Regions from separate parts of the Homo sapiens genome. Here region 1 is linked to region 2. A link is a contact called in ENCODE Hi-C or POLR2A ChIA-PET data. All regions are on one chromosome and are shown on one strand. Each heading gives the region's core, a stretch centred on a gene start or an enhancer-like site at or near the end of the contact. The rest is flanking DNA. Distances are from core to core; before and after follow the strand shown. Region 1 holds the start of PTENP1-AS (PTENP1 antisense RNA). Region 2 has its middle 55 kb from the start of PTENP1-AS.

Evidence for each region. A loop is a pair of places that touch in the nucleus more often than their neighbours do. ChIA-PET counts read pairs that join two places held with the same protein, here RNA polymerase II (POLR2A). Pooled maps may share reads with other maps.
Region 1: a map of CD8-positive, alpha-beta T cell shows a loop between it and region 2 (2.3-fold over the local background). The contact joins the promoter of PTENP1-AS here to the enhancer-like site in region 2. A Hi-C loop is called at or near these places in 2 of 168 maps with a recorded cell type or tissue (CD8-positive, alpha-beta T cell and esophagus muscularis mucosa), 1 of 37 single-sample maps with no recorded cell type and 11 of 50 pooled maps. POLR2A ChIA-PET finds 5 or more read pairs at or near these places in 6 of 52 experiments (A549, HEK293, HEK293T and 3 more).

The regions. Positions count from the first base shown.
Region 1 is chr9:33,675,256-33,680,221 of GRCh38, forward strand. It overlaps PTENP1-AS (PTENP1 antisense RNA), which reads left to right and starts at 2,013. Exons shown (of 4, transcript NR_103745.2): 1 at 2,013-2,254; 2 at 2,835-3,032. It also overlaps the pseudogene PTENP1.
Region 2 is chr9:33,619,327-33,624,566 of GRCh38, forward strand. It overlaps the pseudogene ANXA2P2. Among named protein-coding and RNA genes, the nearest start is that of PTENP1-AS, 55 kb to the right of the region's middle. RefSeq lists an enhancer at 4,741-5,240. Within about 2 kb of position 1,550, at least 2 of the 41 ENCODE cell types and tissues checked have a DNase peak (open chromatin) inside an H3K27ac peak, as active enhancers do.

The sequences.
Region 1 (4,966 bases), core at 763-3,262, 56 kb after region 2:
ACTGGACAACAAGTGTCAAAACCCTGTGGATGTATAGGGTAAAACAAGATTGGTCACGAAAAGAGAATTGTTTCTATAACTGGTAATCTGACACAATGTCCTATTGCCATTAAAAAAAAAGGTCCCTTTTCAGTTTATTCAAGTTTGTTTTCATGGTGTTTTATCCCTCTTGATAAAAAAAAATTCAGACTTTTGTAATTTGTGTATGCTGATCTTCATCAAAAGGTTCATTCTCTGGATCAGAGTCAGTGGTGTCAGAATATCTATAATGATCAGGTTCATTGTCACTAACATCTGGTGTTACAGAAGTTGAACTGCTAGCCTCTGGATTTGACGGCTCCTCTACTGTTTTTGTGAAGTACAGCTTCACCTTAAAATTTGGAGAAAAGTATCGGTTGGCTTTGTCTTTATTTGCTTTGTCAAGATCATTTTTTGTTAAAGTAAGTACTAGATACTCCTTGTCATTATCTGCACGCTCTATACTGCAAATGCTATCAATTTCTTGATCACATAGACTTCCATTTTCTACTTTTTCTGAGGTTTCCTCTGGTCCTGGTATGAAGAATGTATTTACCCAAAAGTGAAACATTTTGTCCTTTTTTAGCATCTTGTTCTGTTTGTGGAAGAACTCTACTTTGATATCACCACACACAGGTAACGGCTGAGGGAACTCAAAATACATGAACTTGTCCTCCCATCGTGTGGGTCCTGAATTGGAGGAATACATCTTCACCTTTAGCTGGCAGACCACAAACTGAGGATTGCAAGTTCCGCCACTGAACATTGGAATAGTTTCAAACATCATCTTGTGAAACAACAGTGCCACTGGTCTATAATCCACATGATTCTTTACCAGGTAGCTATAGTAATACACATAGCGCCTCTGACTGGGAATAGTTACTCCCTTTTTGTCTCTGGTCCTTACTTCCCCATAGAAATCTAGGGCCTCTTGTGCCTTTAAAAATTTGCCCCGATGTAATAAATATGCATAAATCATTATACCAGTTCGTCCCTTTCCAGCTTTACAGTGAATTGCTGCAACATGATTGTCATCTTCACTTAGCCATTGGTCAAGATCTTCACAAAAGGGTTTGATAAGTTCTAGCTGTGGTGGGTTATGGTCTTCAAAAGGATATTGCGCAACTCTGTAATTAGATTTGGCGGTGTCATAATGTCTTTCAGCACAAAGATTGTGTATCTTGTAATGGTTTTTATGCTTTGAATCCAAAAACCTTACTACATCATCAATATTGTTCCTGTATACGCCTTCAAGTCTTTCTGCAGGAAATCCCATAGCAATAATGTTTAGATAAATATAGGTCAAGTCTAAGTCGAATCCATCCTCTTGATATCTCCTTTTGTTTCTGCTAACGATCTCTTTGATGATGGCTGTCCTGTCTGGGAGCCTGTGGCTGAAGAAAAAGGAGGAGAGAGATGGCAGAAGCTGCTGGTGGCGGGGCTCTGCAGGATGGAAATGGCTCTGGACTTGGCGGTAGCTGATGCCCCTCGCTCAGCCGCTGCTTGGCTCTGGACCGCAGCCGGGTAATGGCTGCGGCAGCAGCTGCTGGATGGTGGCAGCTACTGGGCCTGCTTCTCCTCAGCAGCCAGAGGCCTGGCAGCGGCGGCAGCGGAATGGGGAGAAGACGAATAATCCTCCGAACGGCTGCCTCCTCCAGCGGCCTCCGGAGCCCGGGCCACGGGGGGTGCGGCGGCGGCGGACGAGAGGTTTAAAACCGGCCCGGGTCCCTCCATGTGCCGCCGCCGCCGCCGCCGCCGCCGCCGTGTTGGAGGCAGTAGAAGGGGAGAGACCAACTCTCCGGCGTTCCCAGCCCTGGAAATGGTGACAGGCGACTCAGACCCCCTCCCTGGAGCTGCAGCCGCCGGGGCCACCGGGGGCGCCGCCGCCGCCGCTTCTCCCCCCGCTCCAGGAGGGGGAGGTGCCGCCGCCGCCGCGCCTCAGCCGGCTCCCGCCCAAGCCCACGGCTTCCACCTTCCCTTTCAGGAGAAGCCGAGGAAGAGGCTGCACAGTTAGAAAAGACGAAGAAGAAGCGAGAAACGCCGCCGCTGCCGGCGCCGCCCCCGCGGATGCTCACGGGTTGCTGAGAGGGGCTTCAGGCCGGGCCGGGCCGGGCCGCCGCCGCCGCCGCCGTCTCTGTCTCTCATCTCCCTCGCCTGAGCCCGGCCTCGCCTCACAGCGGCTCAACATTCAAACTTCCATCACGGCTGCAGCTTCTGAGAGGAGAGCATCTTCTAGGTTCGTAATCTATGTTGATCTTATGTTAATACCACACTCTGTTGATTATTGCAGCTTTATCGTATGTTTTAAAATTGGCTAGTGTAAGTCTTTTAATTGTGTTTTTCTTTTTCAAAATTGCCTTGACTATTCAAGTCCTAGGTATCACCATATAGGTTTAGGATCAGCTAGTCAATCTCTACAAAAGGTACTACTAGAATTTTGACAAGGATTGCCGTGTACTTATTGATAAATTTGGAGATAATTTCTATCTTAACAATACTGAGTCCTCCATGATCATGGAATGTTTTTTCCATTCTTTTTCATCTTTTAAAACTTATCTCAGCATTTTATATTTTTTCTATGTATAGGTCTTATATTTCTGTTGTTTAATATATTGCAAAGTGCTATTTTCTATACTGCAACTATAAAAATATTTTTCTTAATTTCACTTTTGGATTATTACTAGTATTAGAACACATATGATTTTTGTTATACATACTGTATCCTGACATCTTGCTAAATGGATTTGTTAGTTATAGAAGTTTCTTCGTAGATTTCACAGGAGTTTTGTTTTTGTTTTTGTTTTTCTTACATACAGGATCATGTAGTCGGAGATTAAAAAGAGTTCTACTTTTTCCTTTCCAACCTGGAAGCCTTTTATTGCAATTTCTTATCTGACTGTACTGTCTGATATCTCCAGTGCAAGGTTGAATAAAAGTAGTGAAAACAGACATTGTTACTTTGCTACCAAAATTATAGGCAAAGCATTCAGTCTTTTGAAGCTTTCATGTTTAAGGTGAGTGTTTTTTCATGCCGTTAATCAGGATGAGAAAGTTCAGTCTGTTCATAATTTGTTGAGATTTTATTATGATTGGGTACAGGTTATTTTGTCAAATTTATTTTATTGCATACACTGAGATAATATGATATGTTTTTTATTCTATTAATATGGTATATTACGTTAGTTGATTTTGGATGTCAAGCCAATCTTCCACTGGCAGGATAAATCCCACTTGGTCATAGTATATAATCGTTTTATATATTGCTAAATGAGGTTTGCTAATATTTTATGGAGACCATAGACATACTAGTTTGTAGTTTTCTTGTGATTTCTTTTATTAGTATCAAAGTAATTCTGACCTGTTAGGCTGAATTAGGAAATTGTGGACTGAACTGGGATGAATTTAGGAATAATCTTATTCTTTATTTTGTGAAAGTTTTTTTTTTTGTAGGAGTGGTATTATTATTTAAATATCTGATGGGATTTACCAGTAAAGTCAGCTAGTCCTGAGCTTTTCTCTATGACATGGAGTGATAAACTATTGCTCACATGTTAAAGTCAAGCCATGGCCTATATTTGTATGACTCATAAATAAACTAAGAATAAATTTTATACTTTTAAAGTGTTAGAAGACGGAAGAGGAGGAATAGGAGAAAAAGAACTGACAGAGGTTGCATATGGCCCAAAATATTTACTACCTAGCTCCTTACAGAAAAATTTTGCTGACCTCTTCTCTGTATGGTGTTATTTACTAAAATACTTCTTTACTTGTAATATGTCTATCCAGACATGTGGCTTTTTTTCTCAGTTACTCTTATGTCTTTCTAGGAATATGTCTGCTTCATCCAAGTTGTCAAATTCATTGACATAGTGTTGTTCATAACATTTCCATATGTTTCTATAGGGTTACTAATTGTATTCTTCATTTTCACTCCTGACTTTGCAATTTCTATTTTCTTGCTTTTTATCTTGTTCAGTCTGACTAAAGTGTTATCAATTTTATAGCGTTTCAAGTAACCAGGTTGTAGTTCCATTGATTTTCTCTATTGTTTTTCTATTCTCTATTGAATTGATTTTTAATTTGATCTTTATTATTTCTTCCTTATGTTTACTTTTGGTTGACTTTTATTTTTCCAGTGTCTTCAGGTAGAAGTTTAGATTATGATGGAAACTTTTGTGGTTGTTTTCCTAATGTAGTTATTTAAAGCTATACATTTCCCTTTAATTATGGCTGCGTTCCATGTACATCGATATATTTTTGGTTTTTTAGTTAAAAGCATAATTACTCTAGAAATTCCTTCTGAAGCCCACAAGTTATTTAGGAGTGTGATGTGTTTAATTTTCAAATATTTGTGATTTTTCCAGCTTCTTTCTGTTGTTTATTTCTAATTAAATCCCTCTGTGATGAGAGAATATACTTTGAATTATTTTAATCCTCTTATCTGTACGTTATTATATAATATATAATCTATATGGGGAAATACTCTATGAGCACTTGAAAAACCGTACATTCTGCTGTTGCTGAATACAGTGTTGTAAAATCATCAATTAAGTCAAATAGTTTTGTAGTGTTTTTCAGGTCACTTTTACCCTTATTTACTTTCTGTCTAGTTGGTGTGATCAATTTTTCAGACTGGAGGATTTAAGTCACCAACTATAATTTTGATATGTTTATTTTTGTTTCATTTCTGTCATTTTTACTTTATGTATTTTGGGACTCTGTTGTTAGGCTCCAGGACTTACTCCACAGTGCTGTACAGGCACATGGTTTCTACACTAAAAGTAACTAAACTTAGAGATTTGTGGGATACCATCAAGTATACCCACATGTGTAAAATTGGAGTCTCAGAAAGAGAGAAGGGAGAGAAAGATAAAGAAAAAATAATGGCCACAAACTTCTCAAAGTTGTGAAAAAGATTAATCAAAAGAACCTAGAAGCTTAACATCTC
Region 2 (5,240 bases), core at 300-2,799:
AGACCTCAGACAACATGGCTTGTCTAAAGAGTTGGAAAGTTCTGCCAGTAGCTAGAAGACAGTAAGTGGAACAGTGAAAATCCTTTCCTAGGAGAAACCAAACATTTACATTGACCACAAATCTGTATGAGCCAATAGAAAATGAGCAAAACATATGATCATACATTTAATAGAAGAAACATGTATGACCAATAAACATATAGAGATATTTTACTTCATTGATGATCAGGATCCAATGATACATAGCTTTATATCCACTTGATTAGCAAAATATAAAAAGTCTAGAAATATAAAATGTTAGCGAGGGTATGGATTCATAGGATTACTTATAAATTACTGATGGGAGCATAAGTACTATAAACCACTGGGAAACAGTTCAGCATTATCTCACAGTTGAAGATTCCTATATCCCATGACTCAGCAATTCCACTTCTAGATTTACATCAGGAGAGGCTCTTGCATACATGACTCAGCAATTCCACTCCTAGGTTTACATCAGGAGAAGCTCTTGCATACACATATCAGAAGACATAAATACAAAAGTGTTTTCAACAGCACCAAACAGTAGAAAAACATGGCACCAACCCACATATGCACTGAAAAGAGTGAATGAATAAACTGCGGCATATTCATATGAGTCAAAATGAATGAACTATAGTGAAGAGCAAGGTTATAGGTGAATCTTAGCAATATAATAGCAAATGTAAAAACTAAGCCTAATGAGATGATGCAAAGTATAACGTGCTTTTCATAAAGCTAAAAACAAGTCAAGAAAGTAATTTTCAGGACTAAAATATATTAGATCAAATTATATTGAAAAGAAAGCAAAGACCACTTGTATGCTGCAGCCTACCTTATCAGCTCATGGGAGCTGACTGTATACATCTTTCCCAACTCCAGTTTTAGTGACATCATTTTGTTAGCTTGAAACTGGCCATAGTGAGGGTATTTACACTACAGAAATCAGCAAACACAACAAATTACGCTTTGCTTTATTTTCCTCCAGAGAGTTAGTTGTCAACCCTTTACCAACACACTACTGGCAGGGAATAATAATGACCCAAGTTCAGGATTTTTATAAGGCTGGGGCATGGCAGGAGATAGAATGAGAGAGAACTACACAGCTATACATTTAAATATTCTAAAGGTCTATCTTGCATAATGTTGAGGAGGAGATATTTTACAAGTTCCTATTATGTTTTTAAATAAGTAATTATTCATTGACAAGAAAGTCCTGTGTGTTATTAACCACAGGTTAAGATAAATAAAATTGTATGCATATAGAATCAAAAAGAAGAGAAAATAAAACAAATAAATGAATAGATTAGAGTTCTTACAAGAAAAGGATTAAGAACATTTTATAGTCAAAACCAGGAGTGAAATAGCAGTGGGTCACCTGCTACCATCCTCATATAGACATCGGCTGCTGAACTAATCACAGCGGACAACCTACCACCCAACAGACCTGGACCCTTGTCAACCCCTTTGCAACAGAGAGCAGGGGTTTAGACACTAAGGGTGAACGTGAAAGCATGGAGATGACGCCTGGCCCCTGACCAAGGTGGAACTGCCTGGAATAAGATGGGAGCAAATTCCGCAGTGGACACGCTGCTGCTTTTCATCTCCACTATGACCACGTGCTGCTGGTGGTTAAATACCCCACCTGGGTTCAGTCACCTCAGACTGTGCCATTGTCACTGAACTCAAGGACCCATTTTAATTGTAGCCTTTTACTCTGTTCGTGCTTTCAGCCTGGAGAACAGAGCTAGTAAAATTCTTTTAAAATATTCCACCGCTTCACTAATGGCATGGAAAAGACAAGAGCTTTTAAGGCTCTGGCATGAAATAGGGAGACAGTTGTTACATTCCTATTTCATGCAGTCACTATTTCCCTCTACATTAAGCTGAGGAGTGTAGTGTTTCAGTGACATTTAGCATGGAACAGTGCTGGGTTCAGACCTGCCTTTCCCAAACAAGCTGACTTGTCAGGACACAGCCCACTGCCTACCTACATTACCTTAGGAAAGAAGACAACAGCGTTGAACAGCATTCAGTCCAAATTTGTGTTCTGTCTTCCTTGGACAAGTACCAACAAAATGAAATCCTATCACATTTCCTATAAATTTTGAATGCCATAAACTTTTCATGAGCAATTCTTTTTGGAGTGTTGGACTTTCTGTTCTGATTTTATATTCTACTCTTTGGGCTTTGTTGTACTTGAAATCAAGTTCACCTTTCAGAGGCAGTGATGGGTGAGGTAAGAGATAGACTCTTACATCTTCCTCCCCAACACACACACACACACACACACACACACACACACACACACACACACACACAGAGGCACTGTGTTTCCCAGTAACGGAGAAGCCATGGGGAGAATTTCAGAGGTTTTTTTTGAGATGGAGTCTCGCCGTGTCGCCCAGGCTGGAGTGCAGTGGCACGATCTCAGCTCACTGCAAGCTCTGCCTCCCAGGTTCACACCATTCTCCTGCCTCAGCATCCTGAGTAGCTGGGACTACAGGCGCCCGCAACCACGCCCGGCTAATTTTCTGTATTTTTAGTAGAGACGGGGTTTCACCGTGTTAGCCAGGATGGTCTCGATCTCCTGACCTTGTGATCTGCCCACCTCAGCCTCCCAAAGTGCTGGGATTACAGGCGTGAGCCACTGCACCTGGCCAATTTCAGAAGTTTTGAGGGAGCTAGGGTTTTCTAATTCTTCTATATCCTTGGATATCTCCATTCTTAATGTCAAAAATAATCTCTGGAGCTGGTTCCAGGAGTCTCAACCCATTTGCTACAGTACATGCACCATCTCAGGTGTCCAAAGGTGAATATTTGATTAACTACTTCACAGCTTCATACCCCTGCTGCTGTTTTTCCATTCTGGAATGTGGAAAGCAGTGTGACTCCTATTAACTGACCAGTAGTCAATTTCAACTACCCATAAATATGTGAGTGTCTTGTATCTGTAATCCCCTATCTGGTGCCATTTTTGGAAACCAGTTAAGACTCTTTTATCCTAAAAAAATGAACTATGTTGCATTTCTGGAAAGTAATTATTGATGAAATACTCCCTGGAGAGTCTGAAGCCCCTGATATTGTATATTTAATGGTTATCCTCCTTTTAATAAAAGGTATGGGAAGAAATTTTAAATATTATTCCTAAATACCTTACATCGAGATGAGCTAGAGTTAATTAAGTGGGACGAGGGATAATGAATTCGAGGGCATTTAAGAAAGATTAAAGAACCAATGCAAAATGTTTTAATCAGGAAAGAAATTGGTGTGTTTAATGACAGAAAAGAAGTCAGCAGCATGGCAGGAGCTGGGGGGAGGTCGGTGAGTACAGGGCAAACTTGAAGAAGGCAGGAAGGCATCAGACCACTCAGAACCTTACTGGTCAAGGTAAATTATACAGAATTCAACATAAAGCTTAACAGGAGACACTGAGGTTTTCAACATTTGACTTCTGTAGTAATCAGATTCGTGGCTGTGTATCTGTGTATTTAATCACCCTGGTCACAAAGTGAAGAAATAATGGACTGTGCAGGGAAGACAAAATGTTACCTCTTCCCTCTTAGGGTTTTTCGGCTGGGCCTGAGAATGGAACAGATTAACAGGAGGAAAGCATACACATGTATTTAATATAAGTTTTACATCACATGAAAGGCCCCATAATTAAAGGAAGACCTGAATATGCAGTTAGAATTCAATACTCATATACTCAGTTGGGCAAAGAGTCATACATTGTGGAAAGGTGAAAAAGGGGCTTGGGCTAGGGTTGCTGGTTGAATGGCAAAGTGACTAGGAAGGTGAGGGTTAGTTTAACAAGCTTTTTTGGTATAGATTCCTTGGCCTCAACATCATCCCCTCCTACCCTTCATGTTAAGAATGTTCTTTCTTTCTGGTATAGATAAGACATCTTTTATATGGGAGGCTTATTCCATTTTTCAAGAAGAAAAGGGGAAGGGTCAGAGTACTCTTATACCTGCTATTGTCTTTAATGACTCTAGCTCAAAATAATCCTTATGCCAAAGTGGCATATTTTGGGCGGAGGGTTGGGGGCTTATGCTGCCACCCTCCAGCAGTGTGGACAGAGTTGATGCGGAGAAAAAAGTTAGCTCAGGCAAGCAGTAGTTTAGCTGGGATAATGATGATGGTGTTAGAAATATGGGGAAAATGAGACATTTAAAAGGAAGAAAATCAAAGGACTTGGCAATTGATTAGACATGAGCAGCAATATGCAGGGGGTGGGGGGTGGTGATTAAGAGACTGCGACAGACAGACAAATAAGGAGGACCAAGTGGGAAGAAGATCAAGATTTACTTTGAGATTGGGAGTGCCTTTGGGACAGTAATCTAAACAAGAATATGCAGGGAGCAGTTGGATGTACAAGTCATGGACTCAGAAAATGGATCTGGATAAGAAGTACACCTTTGGGACATTTAGCATCACTGGAAGAATGAAAGTGCCTCCAATCCCTTGATATAGAGTTTACAATGAAAAAAGCAGAGAACATAGGATAGAGATTTAGGCAGCACACCTGCCTTGGGGGACTATAAAAGGTTGAGGGAGGCAAAATGCACTGATAAACCACCATCGGCATTAGACTAATGGCTGAGTAATTGTGTAAGTAATTGCTAGTAATAATGCTGTGGAGTACGTGCCTGGTACCACACCAAGTGCTGCTTTTTTCTTAATTCCGCTCTGATACTTGGGATGCCTCCCTGCTGCCTCGCTGCGGGGCGGGCCACTCCCCACCCAGGCAGGCCGAGGCAGAGCTCAGCGGGCATCGGATGAATTCGCCCCTTTGACCACTAGAGGGTGATGTGGATCTTTCTGTAAAATATCTGCTGCTCATCAAGTGCGGACTCAAGAGCTTCACCTGTGTTCAGCATTTGGGGACGCTCTCAGCTCTCGGCGCACGGCCCAGCTTCCTTCAAAATGTCTACTGTTCACGAAATCCTGTGCAAGCTCAGCTTGGAGGGTGATCACTCTACACCCCCAAGTGCATATGGGTCTGTCAAAGCCTACACTAACTTTGATGCTGAGCGGGATGCTTTGAACATTGAAACAGCCATCAAGACCAAAGGTGTGGATGAGGTCACCATTGTCAACATTGTGACCAACCGCGACAATGCACAGAGACAGGATATTGTCTTCTCCTACCAGAGAAGGACCAAAAAGGAACTTGCATCAGCACTGAAGTCAGCCTTATCTGGCCACCTGGAGACGGT